2 separate regions of the Homo sapiens genome follow, and region 2 is linked to region 1. Evidence: read pairs that join two places in POLR2A ChIA-PET (ENCODE). Cell type or tissue: endothelial cell of umbilical vein. All regions are shown on one strand. Each heading gives the region's core, and the rest is flanking DNA. Links, peaks and the distances in the headings are about the cores only. Region 1 overlaps TRIT1 (tRNA isopentenyltransferase 1). Region 2 overlaps LOC124904088 (a long non-coding RNA gene).

Region 1 (10,953 bases), core at 3,826-7,825:
AGCCATCGTGCCTGGCCGAAAATAACTTTTTTTAAAAGACTTTCAATATCCAGGTAAATAATCATTTACACATTTCTCCTTGCCAGCCAATCTGCAGGCATAGAGACAGACCACCTCTTTTCTACTAGAATCCCACTAACCCTTAAGCGGCTAAGGCAGGGTGGGAAGAAAGATGTTACCAATCAAGGATCATAAAGAAAAAACACTGTTTGCTTTAAAAAGAGAAAACAAATTCTCTATTTCCCCCTTTAAATTAAGTATAGGGAGCATACAATTTCCACAGTAAGATAAAATGTCAATTATACACAAGTTAAATATCCCTTATCCAAAATACTTGGGACCAAGGAAATGTTTCAGATTTTGAATTATTTGCATTATACTTACTGGTTGAGCATCCCAAACCTGAAAATCTGAAAACTGAAATGCTCCAATGAGCATTTCCTTTGAGCATCATCTCAGCACTCCAAAAGTTTCAGATTTTGGAGTATTTTGGATTTTAGATTTTCAGATGTTCAACCTGTAGTATGATTAACAAAGGGAAAGTGAGCAAAGAAATGAAAAGGGGAAGGGAAAAATGTTAAGATTCCAGAAGAGGAGAGAGTGGAAAGAGGAAAGAAGATGGGATAGGACATACTTCACGGGAAAAGGTTTAACTTATTTGTGCAAGCCATGAAATGACTGTGATATTGAGCAAACACCCTTCTACTCTTTGGGCCTCAGTATCTAGTACCTTCACCTGTCGAATCAAGAAGGCTGATTGGGGCCAGGCGTGGTGGCTCACACTTGTAATTCCAGCACTTTGGGAGGCCGAGGCAGTAGGACCACTTGAGCCCAGGGGTTCAAGACCAGCTTGTCAACATAGCAAAATCCATCTCTACAAAAAATAAAATAGCCGGGCATGGTGGCTCATGCCTGTTATCCCAGCACTTTGGAAGGCCGAGGCAGGTGGATCACGAGGTCAGGAGTTCGAGACCAGCCTGGCCAACATGGTGAAACCCCGTCTCTACCAAAGATACAAAAAATTAGCCAGGTGTGGTGGCATGTGCCTGTAGTCCCAGCTACTCAGGAGGATGAGGCAGGGGAATCACTTAAACCTGGGAGGCGGAGATTGCAGTGAGCCAAGATCGCGCTATTGCACTCTAGCCTGGGTGACAGAGCAAGACTCCGTCTCAAAAAATAATAATAATAAAATGAAAATAATCAGCTGGGTGTGGTGGTAAGCACCTGTAGTCCCAGATATTTAGGACGCTGAGGTGGGAGGATCACCTGAGCCCAGGAGGTCAAGGTGGCAATGAGCCATGACGGTGCCACTGCACTCCAACCTAGGCAACAGAGTGAGACTGTCTCTAGGAGAAAAAAAAAAAAAAAAAAAAATTCACGTACCTCCATTTGAATCTATATCTGGGTTTTCTATTCTGTGCCACAAATATATCTAGTACTAAATAAGTTCCATGCTATTATAATTATTATGACTTTTCAATCTTTTAATATATAGCAATCCAGATACTAAAGGCAGTCTGCATGTTAAGACATAAGGGCAATCCCCCTTATATTATTCTTTTTGCAAAAATTTCTTGGTTTTACCCAGAACTATATTTTCCAGTCCTCTCCCATCTAACAACCCCTTTGAAATTCTAACTATAACTCCATTATATTTATAGATTAACTTCGTATCTCCATTTAAAGGATAGAAAACCGAAGCTCAGTGGGGTTAAGGAAATGCTTTACCCAGTAAAATTCACATGGTAAAAAAGGCAGTTCTAGGACTGTAACACAAATTTTCTGATTCTTAAATTGGTGTTCTTATCACTAAAACAGTGCTTCTCAAATTTTAATGTGTATATAAATCACTGGGGACTCCCGTTATAATGCAGATTCTAATTCAGTAGGTCTGGAGTGGGGCCCAAGAATCAGCATTTCTAACAAGTTCCCAGAGAATGATGATGCCACAGTCTAAGGACAAGAATTTGGGTGACAAAGACACTGTATCTTTCAGTCCATAGTCTGATGGGGATGGCATCCATCAGTATTTAGGCCTTGGGTGCCCCTTCTGAGAAGAAATTGCCACTAGAAAGAAAACTTCTCTCTTGGCTTGGGCTGCTTTCACCCACCAAACCCAGCTGCTGCCTTTCCTAAGGATATCAGAGCAGTTGCTCTATTTCTGAAGTCCACCACTGTGTAATTGGTCACAAGAGGATCCACAAAGCTGATCATGTGGTGCCGGCAGATTCTCTGCTCTTGGGCAGAAACCTTGTTGGTGATGATGTCTAGGCCTTCATAGACCTAGGGGAAAGAAAATTAACATGAGAAAGTCAACCACCTCCATAAAAGATGCATACTTAATGAATAGAAATTTTGATCTATTTCTCCCTCCTGCCAAACACTTCACTGACCCAAAGCACCAGGGTAGATGTATTCTAACAAACAGCACAGCCAGATCCACGAAACCCAAAACAAAGAAAGAAGAAAATACAGCATTGGTTTTCTTATCAAATAGTAGCTATTAGCTCAGATTTAAAGGTAAGAAGGATATGTAAATACATGCCCAGAATTAGTAAAAACGAATTCTGCATGGCCAGAACTTTAAAGCACTGAAAATTGGGCAGGTTGTTTTACTTATCACAAGACTCCAGAAAGGTAACATTTGCATTCATTGCTCATAGTTCTACTTCAAAATGCTTAGGTATTTCTTGGATTTAAATAGCTCTAAAAGGTTTTCAGAATTTGTGTAAGATTGGTTCCATTTGTGGAGAAGGAGTCTACAAAAATACATATAAAACATACACATACACACTTTGAAGTCAGAACCCCTAATACTGCTGTACTCTAGTGGAAACATTGTGATCTATCAAAATTACTGCTTCAGGGGTCAGCAAGGACAATCTAAATACTCAAAGGCAATATCCTGTCTGTGAGCTCTTGATCTGCCAATTCGACTAAAAAGTTCAAGTGTACTTTTTCTAAATGCAAGGTCTCCAAGAACAGATCTGAAAATACCAGTTTGAAAATAGGGATGAATACTTTGAGATTAAATGTTCTCTGTAATCACTGATTCTACAGGGAGCACTGAATGAACAAATAATAAGTTCCGTAGAGCCCACAAAGATGTTAAAAGCATTTTTATCTCACGTTTCCCTTTACTTACACGGGTGTCAAATAAGTACAGTACAGTGTAATGGTTAGGAGGAAAGACCCTGGCGCCAGGCTGCCTCAGCTCATTTCCTAGCTCTACCACTTACTAGTTATTCGTAGTTGAAGAAGTCAGTTACTAACCTCTCTGGGCCTCAATCTCTCATCAGTAAAATGAAAATAATAATATCTACCTCATAGGGTTGTTGTGGGGATTAAATGAGTTACTACTAAAAAGCACTTAGTTTTTGCCTGGCACATTTTAAGGGCCACATTGAGGGTCACTATTACCTAATTGCTATCATTATCACTACTACTATCACAATAACTAAAGGAGAAAGGGAAATAATTTTAGTGTTACTGTTTAATACTCAGAAGGCTCTATGCTCTTAGTGACTGAGGTCATTTACCAAGCAAGGATATAAGCTATCTTCAATGAAATAAAATCGGTAAACAGTAAAACAGCATATAAATAAAAAATAATGTAAATAAGAGCCATAAGGAAAGCATCAACTCTGCCTTTTTAACTCATTTAATTTGTGCCTGACAGCAGACTCACATTCTCATACCTGAAAATTAATGGAATCATAAATCATAGAGTATTCTTTTCTGTGTATCTTGAACAAGACTTCCTTCTAATGTTATACAAGGTCATATGGTTATTATACACTGGTGTCTTCTATGCACATTAAGAAAACTAAAGGGGAGGCCGGACGCAGTGGTTCATGCCGGTAATCCCAGCACTTTGAAAGGCCAAGGCAGGCGGATCACGATGTCAGGAGTTCGAGACCAGCCTGACCAACATGATGAAACCCCATCTCTACTAAAAATACACAAAAAATTAGCTGGGTGTCGTGGCGTGTGCCTATAATCCTAGCTATACTCAGGAGGCTGAGGCAGGAGAATCGCTTGAACCCAGGAGGCAGAGGTTGCAGTGAGCCAAGATCACGCCATTGCGTTCCAGCCTGGGCAACAGAGTGAGACTCGACTCCGTCTCAAAAAAAAAAAAAAAAAAAAAAAAAAAAAAAAAAAACGAAAGAGGCCAGGTGCGGAGACTCACACCTGTAATCCTAGCACTTTGGGAGGCTGAGGTGGGTGGATCACTTGAGCTCATGAGTTCAAGACCAGCCTGGGAGACATGGCTAAACTGCGGCTCTATAAAAAATGAAAAATTAGCCAGGTGTGGTGACACACACCTGTAGTTCCGCTACTGGGGAGGCTGAGGTGGGAGGATCCTTGTGCCTGGAAGGCGGAGGCTGCAGCGAGCCGAGATCATACCACTGCACTCCAGCCTGGGCAATAGAGCCAGACTTTGTCTCAAAAAAAAAAAAGAAAGAAAGAAAGAAAAGAAAACTAAAGGGAGGAAAAGAGTTAATAATAACTGTTTATTCCTCTCTCTCTCTCTTTTTCTCACAGCCCTTGGTTGGCTCTGCTGTAGCTTAGAATTCCAAATGATCCCATTTTAAAGAGCTCACATAGCAACAACTTGATTTTGCTAGTAGAGGATTTCTAAATCCTGTTAAGTATGTTACAGTAAAAAGGATTCTAAATTTTTACACTGAGATTAATGTTAATCAGTGTCAAATGCATAGCTGCAAATGTACAATTACCCACACCTCCAACAAGGACAAAATGTAAATATCTCTACCAGCACCTTCTATCAGAAACCCTAGAAGGCTAGATAAAATTTCTTCCTGTAATCTGCCTTTAGGTGTATCTTCTAGAGGCCCTTAAAATGGTGAGCTTAAACAAACGGACACATAAATATAATTCAAACAGAAGGTAACCCAGAGCTAGCTCACCTTATTTACTAAAGGAAGTGGCCTATGGTACTGCTTATGATAGATAATACAAATGCCACCAAATATCAGGAAGAAGAAAAGAGTATTAATGGTTTAAAGAAAGCAGAGCTCTTACTCATAGTTAACAAAAACTGTAACTCATAAAAGTACTAAATCTTGGTTACTAATATAAATTGTCATCTTTGGGTAGTCTGTTAACTCTTTGCCTCTTACACATTCAGATTAAAAGAAATGGGTCATAAAGATGTGGGTGATACAGACTAGACATCTGATTTACATATAATATGGTTTTATGGGTATGTTTTATAGTCGTTAACTAAATCTAAAACTGAAAACTTCTGAGCACCAAACACACAACTCGGAGGAAACGCTCACTGGAGTATTTTGGATTTTAGATTTTCAGATTTGGGATGCTCAATTGGTAAATATAATGCAAATATTACAAAATCAGAAAAAACTAGGAAACCAAAACACTTCTGGTCCCAAGCATTTTGCATAATGGATACTCAACCTGTACCACAGTACATTAAAGTACAATAAATGAAAGTATATGACTGTGACCTGCATTGCAACAATAGGGAAAGGAGAGACAAACTCTAAGTGAAACAAGATTGGCCAAGTGTTCATAATTATCGACTCTAGGTGATGGATATATGGGTAGTTCATTTCATTATTTGCCCTTCTTTCTTTATATGTTGGGAAATTTCCATGACAAAAAGTTTATTTTAAAAAAGCCGCGTGCAGTGGCTCACATCTGTAATTCCAGCACTCTGGGAGGCCGAGGCAGGCAGATCATGAGATCAGGAGTTCAAGACCAGCCTGACCAACATGGTGAAACCCCGTCTCTATTAAAAATACAAAAATCAGCCAGGCGTGGTGGCGCACGCCTGTAATCTCAGCTACTCAGGGGCTGAGGCAGGAGAATCGCTTGAACCCGGACGGCAGAAGTTGCAGTGAGCTGAGATGGTGCCACTGCACTCTAGCCTGGGCGACGGAGCAAGACTCTGTCTCAAAAAAGACATGGATGTACTTCACACTCATTATAATGGCTATTAGAAAAAGAAAAAAGAAACAGATAATAGCAAATGTTGGCAAGGATGTAGAGAAACTGGAACCCTTGTGCATTGATGAGGGGCATGTAAGATGATGCAGCTATTACGGAAAACAATATGGCAGTTTCGGGAAGGGCAAGGTGGCTCATGCCTGTAATCCCAACATTTTGGAAGACTGAGGCAGACCCAGGAGTTCAAAATCAACCTAGGCAACATAACGAGACCCGATCTCTAGAACTTAAAAACAACAACAACAACAAAAACTGGAAGAAAAACAATATGGCAGTTCCTCAAAAAATAAAACAGAATTAACATACAACTTAGCAATTCCACTTCAGGTACATACCCAAAAGAATTGAAAGCAGGGTGTTAAACAGATATTTACACATCCATGTTCACAGCAGCATTATTCACAATAGCCAAAAGATGAAGTAATTCAAGTATCCATCCACAGATAAACAGACAAACAAAATGTGGTCTACGCATACAAATGAGTATTATTCAGCCTTAAGAAAGGCAGGAAGTTGGCCGGGCGGTGGGTCGTGCCTATAATCCCAGCACTTTGGGAGACTGAGGTGGATGGATCACCTGAGGTCAGGAGTTCGAGACCAGCCTGACCAATATGGTGAAACCCTATCTCTACTAAAAATATAAAAATTAGCCAGGCGTGGTAGCAGGCACCTGTAATCCCAGCTACTCAGGAGGCTGAGACAGAAGAATTGCTTGAACCTAGGAGGCAGAGGTTGCAGTGAGCTGAGATCGCACCACTGCGCTCCAGCCTGGGCAAGAGAGCAAGGCTCTGTCTCAAAAAAAAAAAAAAAAGAAAAAGAAAAAAAGAAAGGCATGAAATTATCACACATCCTACAACATGGATAACCTTGAACATACTATGCTAAGTTAAATAAGCCAATCACAAAAGGACAAACACTGTACGATCTCATGTATATGAAGTACCTAGAGTAGTCAAATTCATAGAGACACAAAGTAGAATATTAGTTACGAGGAGCTGGGGAGAGGGGAAAATAGGGATTTATTGTTTAACTGGTACAGAGTTTCATTTTAAGAAAATAAAAACCTATTGAGATGGAAGGTAGTAATGGTTGCAGAACAATGCTATTGTACTTAATGCCACTGAAATACTGAAATGGCTAAAATGGCCACCGAAATGGTTAATGGTCAATGTTATATCACAATTTAAAAAAAAAAAAAAAAAGACTTGGATGATAGCTTTTAGGCACAATAAGAAACTAGTGAATAGCAGCAATGAAATAAAATTTTCAAAATTATTAAGAGCTGGTAATGTTCTATTTCTTGTGATATTCCGTTTCTTGAATTGAAATTCAGTTGAGTTGTGGTTACACAGATATTTTAACTTTTTATTATTGTATTGAGCTGTACAGTTATTAATTATGTGTTTTTATGGGTATCCTTTATTTATCAAATAAAATCATACTGCACAGTTAAGAAGCAAAAACACAACATTTTTCACATTTGTACCAGGCATAAATATCTAAACAAACTTAGAAATTAATCAATTTTGTAAGTATCACATTTGGTCCAGAGGTTTAGGTCACATCCATGCTCTAAATGCCACAATCAGGCTTATTATTTTATTACCAGCCTAGAAAACATTCACATGTGAGATTTGTAGCTGAATCTCTTACACTTACCCTATTTTTCAGCTTCAATTACAGTTTCAGCATCACTCTACCTACAATCAGCCTGAATGCTGGGAAGAGCCAAAAGGATCTGTGTTATCTTTCAAAGACAGCATGCCACTCTGCTCCATTTCCCCTTCTCCCAAAGGATACTTGTGATCTGTGTGCATGGAAATGATTTGGAATGAAATGCTTTTCTCTGCACAAACCATATTTTGACAACTAAGGGACAACTGGCTTCTTTGTAAGGCCTGATGACTGAAATATTCTGAAAAATTCCAGGTTTAATCCACTTCATCAATTATCTAACATAATTGACTTATCTCTACAAACATTTACTAAGCGTCTACTATGTGTTAGGTATACTGCAACATGTTAGTTATGAAAAGAAGATTAAGAAAGTCCCATGGACGGGCATGGTGGCTCACACCTATAATCCCAGCACGTTAGAAGGCTGAGTAGGAGGATCACTTGAGACCAGGAGTTCAAGACCAGCCCGGCCAATATAGTGAGACTCCATCTCTACCAAAAATTTAAAAATTAGTTGGGTGTGGTGGCACGTGCCTCCCGGCTACTTGGGAGGCTGAGGCAGGAGGACTGCTTAGGCCCAGGAGTCCAAGGCTATAGTGAGCTAAAAAGGTGCCCCTGCACTCCAGCCTGGGCAACAGAGCAAGACCCTGTCTCTTAAAAAAAAAGAGTCCTAGTCCTCAGAGTCCAAGTTAGACACAAATAGCTGTAATTAAAGAAGATACATGATACAAGAGTGTATAACCACTAAACATTTAATGTTCTAGGCATTAAATTGGGCATTATAGAAAAATATACCACTTTGTTGCACCTCTATTGATGGTTTATTTCCACACTGAAAAAAAAAATTTGTAAAAATGGTACAACGCTGAAATAACCTGAACTCTCCAAATCAACAGAGCTGAAATGCCTGGAGGAACTAATGAAGGTAAAAGAAATCTACAACAGAGAAAAAAAAAAAGAGATATGAAAAAAAAACTATAAACAACAACAACAACAAAAGATATGGAAAAAACAAAAAACAAAAAAAGAAATCCATAACAGAGAACTAGAAGAAGAAAACCAGCAGAATCCAGACCCATGGTTCTCAATTCAAGTGATTTTGTTCACTGGGAGACATCTGGCAATGTCCAGGCTGGGGTGCAGTGGTGTGATCTCAGCTCACGGCAACCTCCACCTCCCAGGTTCAAGCAATTCTCCTGCCTCAGCCTCCCAAGTAGCTGGGATTATAGGTACCTGCCACCACGCCTGGCTAGTGCTTGTAGTAGAGACGGGGTTTTGCTATGTTGGCCAGGCTGGTCTCGAACTCCTGACCTCAGGTGATCTGCCAGCCTCGGTCTCCCAGAGTGCTGGGATTACAGGTATGAGCCACTGCACCCAGCCAGAAACATTTTTGATTGTCACAACTGCAGGGCTGGGGGTGCTACTAGCATTTAGAGGGTAGAGGCCAAGGATGCTGCTACACATCCAATGATGCACTCTGGTCTAGCCTTCAGCCCCAAACACAAAGAATTATCCATCCCCAGGCCAGGCGCGGTGGCTCATACCTGTAATCCCAGCACTTTGGGAGGCTGAGGCAGGTGGATCACGAGGTCAGGAGATCGAGACCATCCTGGCTAACACAGTGAAACCCCATCTCTACTAAAAATACAAAACATTAGCCGGGCGTGGTGGCAGGCGCCTGTAGTCCTAGCTACTCGGGAGGCTGAGGCAGGAGAATGGTGTGAACCCGGGAGGCGGAGCTTGCAGTGAGCCAAGATTGCGCCACTGCACTGACAGAGCGAGACTCTGTCTCAAAAAAAAAAAAAAAAAAAAATTATCCGGCCCCAAAATGTCAACAGTCCTGAAATTGAGAAACCCCGATCTAAAGAAATTTCACCTTGCAGATACTCCCCCCAGTTTTTTACGTGTACAGCCAAAGATCCCATCCTTTTAAGGCTCCATCCTTTTGGGCTGCCTTGCTGTAGGGTGGCCCTGAGTGTGCTAATCAGCAGCAGTGTCCGTGGCAGTGGGCAGATCCCAGAGCTCTGAGTGCTGGCTGTGATGTCCCAACATAGCTGTCTACAAGCAAAAGGAAAAGCTGCCCCCTGGTTTGGTTCCTTCCCTGCAAGTTATCTTCCACCTTTTCACTTATGTCCTTCCCATTTCAAATTAGATCCTAAAGTCCTTCAATCACTTTCTTGCCTCAATGGATTACACCTGCCTTGAAAACCACAACCTTGGATTATGGCTCAATATAATCACTGCTTGCTGCCCTCCACTGCCCTATGGATATCTTACTGAGATCATTAATGAACACTGACTGCCAAATATAACACTTTTCTACTAAGCTCTCAAAGCAAGTAATGGAAAAAGCAACAATCTGATACTATTGAGCTCTCTCCCCTTCATAATCACTCCCCTTTGGGGCTTCAAGGGCACCATTCTTTCCAGGTTTTTCTTCCTATCCCACTAGGCCTTCCTCCATCTACTTTACTGAGGCCAGCCACTGATCTATTAGCAGTATCTGTCAGGAAACAATATTGAGAAATGGCAGTCTTTATGGCATCCATCTGCCTTTTTGTATTATGAACTTTCTCTGGGTGACACCCATGGCTTCTACAACCACTGTTGTGCTGATAACTCCCAAAATCCATATCCACAATCTAGTTCTCTTTTTGTGGTGCCAGACCTGTATATTCAACTGTCTAGTGGACATTCCATCATTGAGAGGCACATAGCATATAGAAAAGTGGTTAACAGTAAGGATTCTCATCAGGCATGGTGGCTCACGCCTGTAATCCCAGCACCGTGGGTGGCTGAGGCAGGCAGATCACTGGAGCCCAAAGTTTGAGACCAGCTGGGCAACATTGTGAGACTCTGTCTCTACAAAAAAAAAAAAAAAAAAAGAAAAGAAAATTAGTCAGGCATGGTGGTGTGCACCTGTAGTCCCAACTACTCAGGAGGCTAAGATGGGAGGGTCATTTGAGCCCAAGAGGGTGAGCTGCAGTGGGCCATAATTGCACCACTACACTCCAGCCTGGGCAGCACAACGAGACAAGAAAGAAAGGAAAGAAGAGAGTGATAAAGGAAAGAAGAGAGTGATAAAGGAAAGAAAAGAAAAAGAAAGGAAGGAAGGGAGGGAAGGAATGAAAGGAAAAAGAAAGAAAAGAAGAAAAGGAAAGAAAGAAGGAAAAGGAAAAGAAAGAAAGGGAGGAAAGAAAGGGAAGGAAAAGAAAAGAAAGAAAAGAAAAGAAAAGAAAAAGAAAAGAAAGGGAAGAGGGAGAGAGGGAGGGAGGGAAGGAA
Region 2 (10,953 bases), core at 3,209-7,208, 800 kb before region 1:
GAAGCAGAAGTTCTGGCTGCCCATCACACTGTTTTTAGTAAACCTAGAGTTTTATTTGAAATATTGAGTCTGGCCCAGGCGCGGTGGCTCACGCCTGTAATCCCAGCACTTTGGGAGGCCGAGGCAGGTGGATCATGCGGTCAGGAGATCGAGACCATCCTGGCTAACACGGTGAAACACCCTCTCTACTAAAAATACAAAAAATTAGCCAAGTGTGGTGGCGGGCGCCTGTAGTCCCAGCTACTTGGGAGGCTGAGGCAGGAGAATCACTTGAACCCGGGAGGCGGAGGGTGCAGTGAGCCAAGATCGTACCACTGCACTCCAGCCTGGATAACAGAGCAAGATTCTGTTAAAAAAAAAAAATTATAAAAGATGGAAAAGATGGAGAGCCACCAAGGAAGCAATAATTCTGCATCTAGACTGCCTTCAGACTTGTTCAGACTTGAACTGCAACATCAACTCTTCCCTGGGTCTTTAGCTTGCTGGCCAGTTCTGCAGATTCAGATTTGCCAGCCCCCACAATAAGACAATTCCTTTAATTGCCTTAGTTCTGATGAATACAGAGATCTAGGCTGGGTGCAGCGGCTCATGCTTGTAATCCTAGCACTTTGGGAGGCTGAGACAGGCGGATCACTTGAGGCCAGGAGTCCAAGACCAGCCTGACCAACATGACAATACCCCATCTCTGCTAAAAATACAAAAAAATTAGCCAGATATGGTGGCATGCAACTGTAATCCCAGCTATTCTTGAGGCTGAGGTACAAGAATCATTTGAACCCAGGAGGCAGAGGTTGCATGAATGCTGCTGAAAAAAAAAAAAAGTAAAATAAAAATGTAAAAGTGACCATTAAAAAAAAAAGCAACCAACCTAAACCTCATGCCTTATACAAAAATTAACTTAAAATGGAACAGGTTTAAATGTAAACTGTAAAGTTATAAGATGTTTAGAAGACAAGATAGAAGAAAATCATCAGGACCTAGGAGTCTTTCCCCAGGGCTCAGGGAAAAGTTCTCAGACATGATGCCAAAAGCAAGAACCATAAAAGAAAAAATATATACATAATTGGACTTCATCAAAATTACAAACTTTTGCTCTGTGAAAGACCCCATTAAGAGGATGAAAAGACAAACTACAAAGTGAGAGAAAATATTTGCAAACCATATATCTGACAAAGGACTTATATTTAGAATATATATAAAGAACACTCAAGGCCGGGCATTGTGGCTCACTCCTGTAATACCAGCACATTGGGAGGCCAAGGCAGGCAGATCACTTGAGGCCGGGAGTTTGAGACCAGCCTGGCCAATATGGTAAAACCCAATCTCTGCTAAAAATACAAAAATTAGCTGGGCACGGTTGTGCATGCCTGTAATCCCAGCTATTCAAGAGGCTGAGGCACGAGAATCACCTGAACCCAGGAGGCAGAGGTTGCAGGGAGCCGAGATTGCACCACTGCACTCCAGCCTGGGCTACAGAGCTAGACTCTGTCTCAAAAAAAAAAAAAAAAAAAAAGGTTGGGCGTGGTGGCTCAGGCCTGGAATCCCAGCATTTTGGGAGGCCGAGGCGGGCGGATCACGAGGTCAGGAGATTGAGACCATCCTGGCTAACACGGTGAAACCCCATCTCTACTAAAAATACAAAAAAATTAGCTGGGTGTGGTGGCAGGTGCTTGTGGTCCCAGCTACTCAGGAGGCTGAGGCGGGAGAATGACATGAATCTGGGAGGCGGAGCTTGCAGCGAGAGCCACTGCATTCCAGTCCAGCCTGGGTGGCAGAGCAAGACTCTGTCTCAAAAAAAAAACAACAAAACAAAACAAAACAAAACACTCAAATCTCAACAGTAAGAAAAACACCAGATAATCCCATTAGAAAATGTGCAAAAAAAAAAAAAACTTAAGATATTTCCCCAAAGAGAATATACAGAAGGCAAATAAACACGTGAAAGAATGTTAACATAACTATCCATTAGGAAAATTAAGACCATGATGAGATACCATTACATACTTGTGAGAATAGCTAAAATAAAAAAATAGGGCCAGGCGTGGTGGCTCGTGCCTGTAATCCCAGCACTTTGGGAGGCTGAGGCAGGCAGATCACTTGAGTCCAGGAGTTGGAGACCAGTCTGGCCAACATAGTGAAACCCTGTCTCTACTAAAAATACAAAAATTAGCTTGGCATGATGGTGGTGCACACCTGTAATACCAGCTACTTGGGAGGCTGAGATAGGAGAATTGCTTGAACCTGGGAGGTGGAGGCTGCAGTGAGCCGAGATCATGACACTGTACTGCAGCCGGGGTGACAGAGTGAGACTCTGTCTCAAAAAATAATAATAAAATAAAAAAAATAATAAAACAGAATACCACATGCTAGAGGATGTGGACAATTGAATCTTTTTTTTTTTTTTTTTTTTTCTGAGATAGAGTCTTGCTCTGTCACCCAGGCTGGAGTGCAGTGGCACGATCTTGGCTCACTGCAACCTCCGCCTCCTGGGTTGAAGCAATTCTCCTGCCTCAGCCTCCCAACTAGCTGGGATTACAGGCATGCGCCACCACACTTGGCTAATTTTTGTATTTTTAGTAGAGATGGGTTTCACCATATTGGCCAGGCTGGTCTCGAACTCATGACCTCGTGATCTGCCCGCCTCAGCCTTCCAAAGTGCTGGTATTACAGGCGTGAGCCACCATGCCCGGCCAACAATTGAATCTTTCATACATTACTGTTGGGAATGTAAAATGGAATAGCCACTCTGTAAGCTAATTTTGTATTTTCATTTATTTATTTTTAAGAGACAAAAACTTGGAGTGCACTGGTGCCATCATAGCTTACTGCAGCCTCCAACTCCTGGGCTCCAGCAATCCTTCCACCTCACCCCACCGAGTAGCTGGGACTACAGGTGTGCACCCCAAAGTCTGGCTAATTTTTTAATTTTTAATTTTTGTACACATAGGGCCTAATTACGTTGCCCAGGCTGGTCTTGAACTCCTGAGCTCAAATGATCCTCCTGCCTTGGCCTCCCAGTGTGCTGGGATTACAGGCATGAATCACCATGCCCGGCCCTACTATTTGCTTTAAACACTAAACATTCCCTTACCATATGACCCAGAAATTTTCCTACTTGGCATTTATCCCAGATAAATGAAAACTTATGTTCACACGAAAGCCTGTACATGATTTTTCATAACACATTTATTTGTAATAGCCAAAACCTGGAAACAACCAAAATGACCATCAAATAGATGAATGGCTAAATAAACCATGATATATCCATATCACATGTATCGAGTTAAATGGGAGCCCCCCAAAAGACATGTACATATATTAACTCCTGAACCTATGAATGTGACGTTCGAAAATAGCGTCTTTGAAGCCGGGCGCGGTGGCTCACGCTTGTAATCCCAGCACTTTGGGAGGCCTAGGTGGGCAGATCACCTGAGGTCGGGAGTTCGAGACCAGCCTGACCAACTTGGAGAAACCCCGTCTCCACTAAAAATACAAAATTAGCCCGGTGTTATGGCACATGCCTGTAATCCCAGCTACTCAGGCTGGGCAGGAGAATCACTTGAACCCAGGAGGCAAAGGTTGTGATGAGCCGAGATCGCGCCATTGCACTCCAGCCTGTGCAACAAGAGCAAAACTCCATCTCGAAAAAAAAAAAATTAAAAATAGGGTCTTTGCAGCTGTGATTAAGTTAAGGATCTCGAGATGATATCAACCTAGATTATCTGGGTGGGCCCTAAATCCAATGACAAGTGTCTTTTTTTCCCCAAGCAATCAATCCTCTTGTTGCTGGGACCACAGGCATCTGCCACCACACCTGGCTGAATTTTTTTTTTTTTTTGAGACAAAGTCTCCCTGACATCCAGGCTGGAGTCCAGTGGTGCTATCTGGGCTCATTGCAACCTCCGCCTCCCAGGTTCAAGCAATTCTCATGCCTCAGCCTCCCGAGTAGCTGGGATTACAGGTGTTCCCCACCATGCCCGGCTAATTTTTGTATTTTTAGTAGAGACGGGGTTTTGCCATGTTGGCCATGCTGGTCTTGAACTCCTGGCCAGAAATTATTCGCTGCCCTCAGCCTCCCAAAGTGCTGGGATTACAGGCGTGGGCCACCATGCCCAGCCAACATTTGACTAATTTTTTAAAAAATTTTTTGTAGGGACAGGTCTCACTATGTTGCCCAGACTGTTCTCAAACTCCTGGGCTCAAATGATCCTCCCGCCTTTTCCTCCCAAAGTGCTGGGATTACAAAGGTGAGCCACGTCACTCAGCCAATAAGTGTCCTTTTAAGAGACAGGAGAGGAGAAGGCACAGACATAGGGAAGACCATGTGATTGGAGCGATGCCCTTACAAGCCAAGGAATGGCTGGAACCAACAAAACAGAACCTAGCAAGGAAGCATTCTCCCCTCGAGGCTTCAGGGGGAGCATGGCCCCGCTGACACCTGGGTTTCAGACTTCTGGCTTCCAGAACTATCAGAGAATAAATGTCCGTTGCTTTAAGCCACAGACCGAGTTTGTTGTGATTGGTTATGGCAGTTCTAGGAAACAAATATACCATGGGATCCTACTTAGTAATAAAAAGGAACAAACTTGATACAGCAGCAACTTAGCTGGATCTCAAGGGCTGAGTGAGAAAAGCCATCTGAAAAGGTCACATACTGTATAGTTCCACTTACGAAACATTCTTAAAAAGACAAAATTATAAAGATGGAAAATAGTGCTTGCCAGGTGTTAGGGATGGTGGGGGACAGTGTAACTATAAAGGAATATCTCCCTGCACAAAGAAGGGAGATCTTTGTGGTGATATATTTATCTTGGTTGCAGTGGTGCTTACAGGAATATAAACGTGATAAAATGACGTAGAACTATGTATTCATATCAGACCAGAGTACATTTCCTGCTTTTGATATTGTGTTGTAATTATGGAAGAGGCAGCCATCGGAGGAAACTGGGTGAAGGCTATGTGGAACTTTTCTGCACTATCTTTGCACTTCCTGTGCATTTACAATTATTTCAAAATAAGAAGTCAAAAGTTAATTTGAATAAGGGAGCTGGGTGCAGTCGCTCATGCGTGTAATTCCAGCACTTTGGGAGGTTCAGGTGGGAGGATCGTTTGAGTCCAGGAGTTCAAGACCAGCCTGGGCAATAAAGTGAGAACCCATTTCTATTTAAAAAAAAAAAAAAAAAGACCGGGCACCGTGGCTCACGCCTATAATCCCAGCACTTTGGGAGGCTGAGGCGGGTGGATCACAAGGTCAGGAGTTTGAGACCAGCCTGGCCAATATGGTGAAACCCCATCTGTACTGAAAAACAAAAAATTAACTGGGCATGGTGGGGCGCGCCTGTAGTCCCAGCTACTCAGGAGGCTGAAGCAGGAGAATTGCTTGAACCTGGGAGGTGGAGGTTGCAGTGAGCCAAGATCACACCACTGCACTCCAGCCTGTGCAACAGAGTCAGACTCCATCCCCTTTAAAAGACAAAAAAAAAAAAGGCCACAGTGGCTCACACCTGTAATCCCAGCACTTTGGGAGGCCGAGGGAGGCAGATCATGAGGTCAAGAGTTCGAGACCAGCCTGGCCAACGTGGTGAAACCCCGTCTCTACTAAGAATACAAAAACTCGGCAGGGTGCCGTGGCTCACACCTGTAATCCCAACACTTTGGGAGGCCAAGGCAGGCGGATCACGAGGTCAGGAGACCGAGACCATCCTGGCCAACATGGTGAAACCCTGTCTCTACTAAAAATACAAAAAAATTAGCTGTGCGTGGTGGCGTGTGCCTGTAATCCCAGCTAGTCAGGAGGCTGAGGCAGGAGAATTGCTTAAACCAGGAAGTCAGAAGTTGCAGTAAGCCGAGATTGCGCCATTACACTCCAGCCTGGTGACAGAGTGAGACTCTGTCTCAAAAAAAAAAAAAAAAAAATACAAAAATTAGCCGTGTGTGGTGGTGGCGCATGCCTGTAATCCCAGCTACTCAGGAGGCTGAGGCAGGAGAATTGCTTGAACCCGGGAGGCGGAGGTTGCAGTGAGCCCAGATCATGCCACTGCACTCCAGCCTGGAGAACAGAGCAAGACTCTATCTTGAAAGGAAAAAAAAAAAAGAAGGAACTTTTTGGGATGATGAATATGTTCTATGTTTCATGGGTAAATACAACTCTCAAAACTCATCCAACTAGACCGTTAATGTGGGTGCATGTTCTTGCATGTAAATTACACCTCAGTAAAAAAAAATTTTTTATACAAAAATTAGCCAGGCACGGTGGGGCACCTGTAATCCCAGCTACTTGGGAGGCTGAGGCAGGAGAATCGCCTGAACCCAGAAGGCGGAGGTTGCAGTGAGCCAAGATCGCTCCACTGCACCCTAGCCTGGCCGACAGAGCAATACTCCGTCTCAAAAAAAAAAAAAATTTAGTTAAAATAAAAACAACAACAAAAGTAAGAGGAGCAAACAAAATGTATCAATTTCAGCCGAGGTTTTCTAGGGCAAACACTAGAATATTGTACCTTTTGCTACCTGATACCTTATCAATCAATATATATTACTGAGCACTTCGATGCAAGGATTCCATCACCTCCCCAACATGTGATATAGAATAGAAGCAGGTAAATGTTTACTAAATGAAGGTACACAGCGGGCTTTTGGAGAGGAAATAGACTCTGGCCTCCAGCCATGGAATAATTTATACTGTCTCTTGCTAACATACCTGGAGCCGTTTCCTCATTTTGTGATCCAAAGAGTAAACATGTAAAACCAGCCAATCTTAGGTTATATTCTTGCCATCCTAGAGAGTAAGTGCTCCAGGACATCAGAGTAAGAAGTCTGGACCAGGGGCAATTCTCTTTGTATAATGTGGATTATTGTTTATGTTCCTATCTTGTTTCCCTGTTAGACTGTGAGCTGGAGAGTTTGCACTTTTATGTGTCGTTCTAACACTCTCAGTCCTTACAGTTCACTGAACCCAGCAGCCAGTCAAAAATCTTTGCCACTGTTGAATTGTAATGCTGTACGTTCAGGGGAATACATTGCTATTTATTAAATGAAGGAGAACTTTCAAATTTAAGAAGAGATTGTTTTGCATGCTGAAGACAGTAGGTATTATAAAATACTTAAATGGGAGCCTTTCCCACCCCAGAACAACCTACTTAGCATTAGATAAATTTACTATTTAAAGTAGCCAAAGACCACTTCTAGAAATAGAACCTAAAGAAATAATAGCAAATGCATGTAGAGAAAAAAAAGCTAAAAGAAATCTTTGTAAAAAAACAAAACAACAACAACAAAAAAGCGCATTTAGAAGATTTGTTGCAGCATTGTTTGTTTGTTTTGAGACAGGGTCTCACTCTGGCGTCCAGGCGGGAGTGCAGTGGTGAGGTCTCGGCTCACTGCAACCTCTGCCTCCTGGGTTCCAGAGATTCTCGAGCCTCAGCGTCCCAAGTAGCTGGGATTACAGGCATGCGCCACCAAGCCCAGCTAATTTTTGAATTTATTTATTTATTTATTTTTATTCTTATTTTTTTTTGAGACAGACTCTTGCTCTGTCACCCAGGCTGGAGTGCAGTGGCGTGATCTTGGCTCACTGCAACCTCTGCCTCTTGGGTTCAAGTGATTCTCCTGCCTCAGCCTCCTGAGTAACTGTGATTACAGGCGCCCCCTATCACGCCCAGCTAATTTTTGTATTTTTAGTAGAGATGGGGTTTCACCATATTGGGCAGGCTGGTCTCAAACTCCTGACCTTGTAATCCATCCGCCTCAGCCTCCCAAAGTGCTGGGATTACAGGCATAAGCCACTGAGCCTGGCGTAATTTTTGTATTTATAGTAGAGATGGGGTTTCACCATGTTGGCCAGGCTGGCCTGGAACTCCTGACCTCAAGCGATCCGCCCTCCTCGGCCTCCCAAAGTGCTGGGATTACAGGTGTGAGCCACTACAGCTGTCCAAAATGCACACCAGATTTTGAGAATTTTGTTCATGAAAAAGTACTTAATTTTTTTTTTTTTTTTTGAGACAGAGTCTCGCTCTGTCGCCCAGGCGGGAGTGCAGTGGCTTGATCTCGGCTCACTGCCAGCTCCGCCTCCGGGGTCCATGCCATTCTCCTGCCTCAGCCCCCCGAGTAGCTGGGACTACAGGTGCCCACCACCACGCCCAGCTAATTTTTTGTATTTTTAGTAGAGATGGGGTTTCACCATTAGCCAGCATGGTCTCCGTCTCCTGACCTCATGATCCGCCCTCCTCAGACTCCCAAAGTGCTGGGATTACAGGCGTGAGCCACTGTGCCCAGCCAAAACTATTTAAATTTTTAAAATATTGGTTACATTTTGAGATGATAATATCTTGGATATGTTGGACACATAGGGTTGTTGTGAGGACTGAATATGCTGAGAGTTCTTATACATATCCTGCCCTCATAAACACCCAAGCTTCCTACTGTCAGCATCCCACACTACAGTGGTACATTTGTTACCGTCAATGACAGATCATTTCCATCCAAACTTCATAGTTAATGTTAAGGTTCCCTCTTAGTGTCAAGCATTCTATGGGTTTTGGCAAATGCATAACGATATCTATTCACCATGATGCTATCATACAGTGTAATTTCATTGCCCTGAAAATCGTCTGTGCTCTGCCTGTTCATTCCTCTTTCCCCTCATTCCTTGGCAGCCACTGATCTTTCCTTTTTTATACATATACTCCTAGTTTAGGAGCTGAACTCTTTTACTTTTTTCTTTTTTTTTTTTCTTGAGACAGAGTCTCACCCTGTCACCCAGGCTGGAGTGCAGTGGCGCGATCTCGGCTCACTGCAAGCTCCGCCTCCCAGGTTCACGCCACTCTGCTGCCTCAGCCTCCCGAGCAGCTGGGACTACAGGCACCCGCCACCATGCCCGGCTAATTTTTTGTATTTTTAGTAGAGACGGGGTTTCACCATGTTAGCCAGGATGGTTTCAATCTCCTGACCGCGTGATCCACCCGCCTTGGCCTCCCAAAGTGCTGGGATTACAGGCGTGAGCCACCGTGCCTGGCCTCTTTTACTTTTTTAAATGTGAATTTTAGAAAATTTTAAATTACACATGTGGGCCGGGGACAGTGGCTCATGCCTGTAATCCTAGCACTTTGGGAGGTCAAGGTGGGTGGATCACTTGAAGTCAGGGGTTTGAAAGCAGCGTGGCCAACATGACAAAACCCCGTCTCTACTGAAAATACAAAAATTAGCTGGGTGTGGTAGCGGGTGTCTGTAATCCCAGCTACTCGGGAGACTGAGGCAGGAGAATCGCTTGAACCCAGGAGACGGAGGTTGCAGTGAGCCGAGATTGCTCCACTGCACTCCAGTCTGGATGACAGAGAGAGACTCCATGTCAAAATAAATAAATAAATAAATAAATAAATAAATAAATAAATAAATAAAATAGTAGCTCTGGTTGAGGGCAGTGGCTAATGCCTGTAATCCCAGCACTTTGAGAGGCCAAGACAGGAGCATCGCTTGAGCCCAGGAGTTCAAGACCAGTTTGGGCAACATAGGGAGACCCCATCTCTACAAAAATAAAAAAATTAGCCAAGTGTAGTGGCACATGTCCATGGTCCCAACTCCTTGGGAGGTGGGAGGATCACTTGGGCCTGGGAGGTCGAGGCTGTGGTGTGTCATGATTGCATCACTGTATTCCAGCCTGGGCAACAGAGTGAGACCCTGTCTCAAAAAATAAAATAAAATAGTAACTCCCAGTGTCATGTTTTTCTATTTTATTCTTCTTCCTAACACTTATTAATAACTGCATTAGACAGAAAACAAACAGGTAAACAAATGAGCTACATGATGACAAAGTGATCAAAGTTATGAAGAAAATAAAGCAAGGCTTAAAGGAGGGGGCTACTTTGGATGGGAGGTCAAAAAGGGCCTCTTTGAGAAGGTGACTTCTAAGATGAATTTTAGGTGATGAAAATGGCACCAATCATGCAATGATTTTAGGGAATTCCAAGCAGCCAGAACAGCTTTGCAGAGTCCCAAAGTGGGACGGAAATTCACTTATTAGAGGAACAGAAAGAAGGTTTGATTTGCTAGAATCCAGTGAGCAAGGGGGTCCTGGAGCACGAGTCAGATCATTTGAACATTATGGTCCATTGAAAAGAGTGTATATTTTAGTGTAAGTGCATATTGGAACTGTGTAGGTGACATGGTTTATGGTTTTTTTTTTTTTTTTTTTTTGAGATGGAGTTTCCCTCTTGTTGCCCAGGCTGGAGTGCAATGGCTTGATCTCGGCTCACCGCAACCTCTGCCTCCTGGGTTCAAGTGATTCTCCTGCCTCTGCCTTCCAAGTAGCTGGGATTATGGGCATGCATCACCACTCCCAGCTAATTTTGTATTTTTAGTAGAGGTGGGGTTTCTTCATGTTGGTCAGGCTGGTTGCGAACTCCTGGCCTTAGGTGATCCGCCTGCCTCAGCCTCCCAAAGTGCTGGGATTACAGGCATGAGCCACGGCGCCCGGCCCTACCTTAGGTAATCCGCCCGCCTCAGTCTCCCAAAATGCTGGGATTACAAGTGTGAGCCACCGCACCCAGCCACTGATCTATGTTTTAAAGAATTCACTCTTGGCTGCAGTATGGATTGAAATGGGGGAGGGAGAAAGAATGGAAATAGGCCATTCAGAAGGCTGGTGCAGTTGTCCAGGTGATTGATGGCAGTGCTTGGACCAAGATGGTGACAGCAAGATAGAAGAAATGGGTGAATTCAGGATACATTATGGAGGCAGTTTGTCAGAACTGGCCGATAGGGATAAGAGGAATGAGAGAAAGAAAAATCAAGAATGACTTCTGGCTGGGTGCGGTGGCTCACGCATGTAATCCCAGCACTTTGGGAGGCTGAAGCAGGTGGATCACCTGAGGTCAGAAGTTTGAGACCAGCCTGACCAATATGATGAAACCTCATCTCTAGTAAAAATACAAAAATTAGCTGGGCATGGTGGCAAGCACC

The links. Peaks named below come from ENCODE experiments on the same cell type or tissue, not always from the same donor. Only the 100,000 strongest peaks of a DNase experiment are listed, where the experiment ranks them.
Region 2: POLR2A ChIA-PET joins it to region 1 with 5 read pairs; 2 of 35 experiments call an interaction of 5 or more read pairs at or near these places.

The regions. Positions count from the first base shown.
Region 1 is chr1:39,855,135-39,866,087 of GRCh38, forward strand. TRIT1 (tRNA isopentenyltransferase 1) reads right to left here. Exons shown (of 11, transcript NM_017646.6): 2 at 2,143-2,283. Among named protein-coding and RNA genes, the nearest start is that of MYCL-AS1, 23 kb to the right of the region's middle. In endothelial cell of umbilical vein, for the core only: no CTCF peak of the experiment used is centred there; no DNase peak of the experiment used is centred there.
Region 2 is chr1:39,059,055-39,070,007 of GRCh38, forward strand. It overlaps LOC124904088 (a long non-coding RNA gene), which reads left to right. Exons shown (of 3, transcript XR_007065970.1): 3 at 2,787-2,819. Among named protein-coding and RNA genes, the nearest start is that of NDUFS5, 38 kb to the left of the region's middle. RefSeq lists a silencer at 6,108-6,400. In endothelial cell of umbilical vein, for the core only: no CTCF peak of the experiment used is centred there; a DNase peak (open chromatin) is centred at 4,817.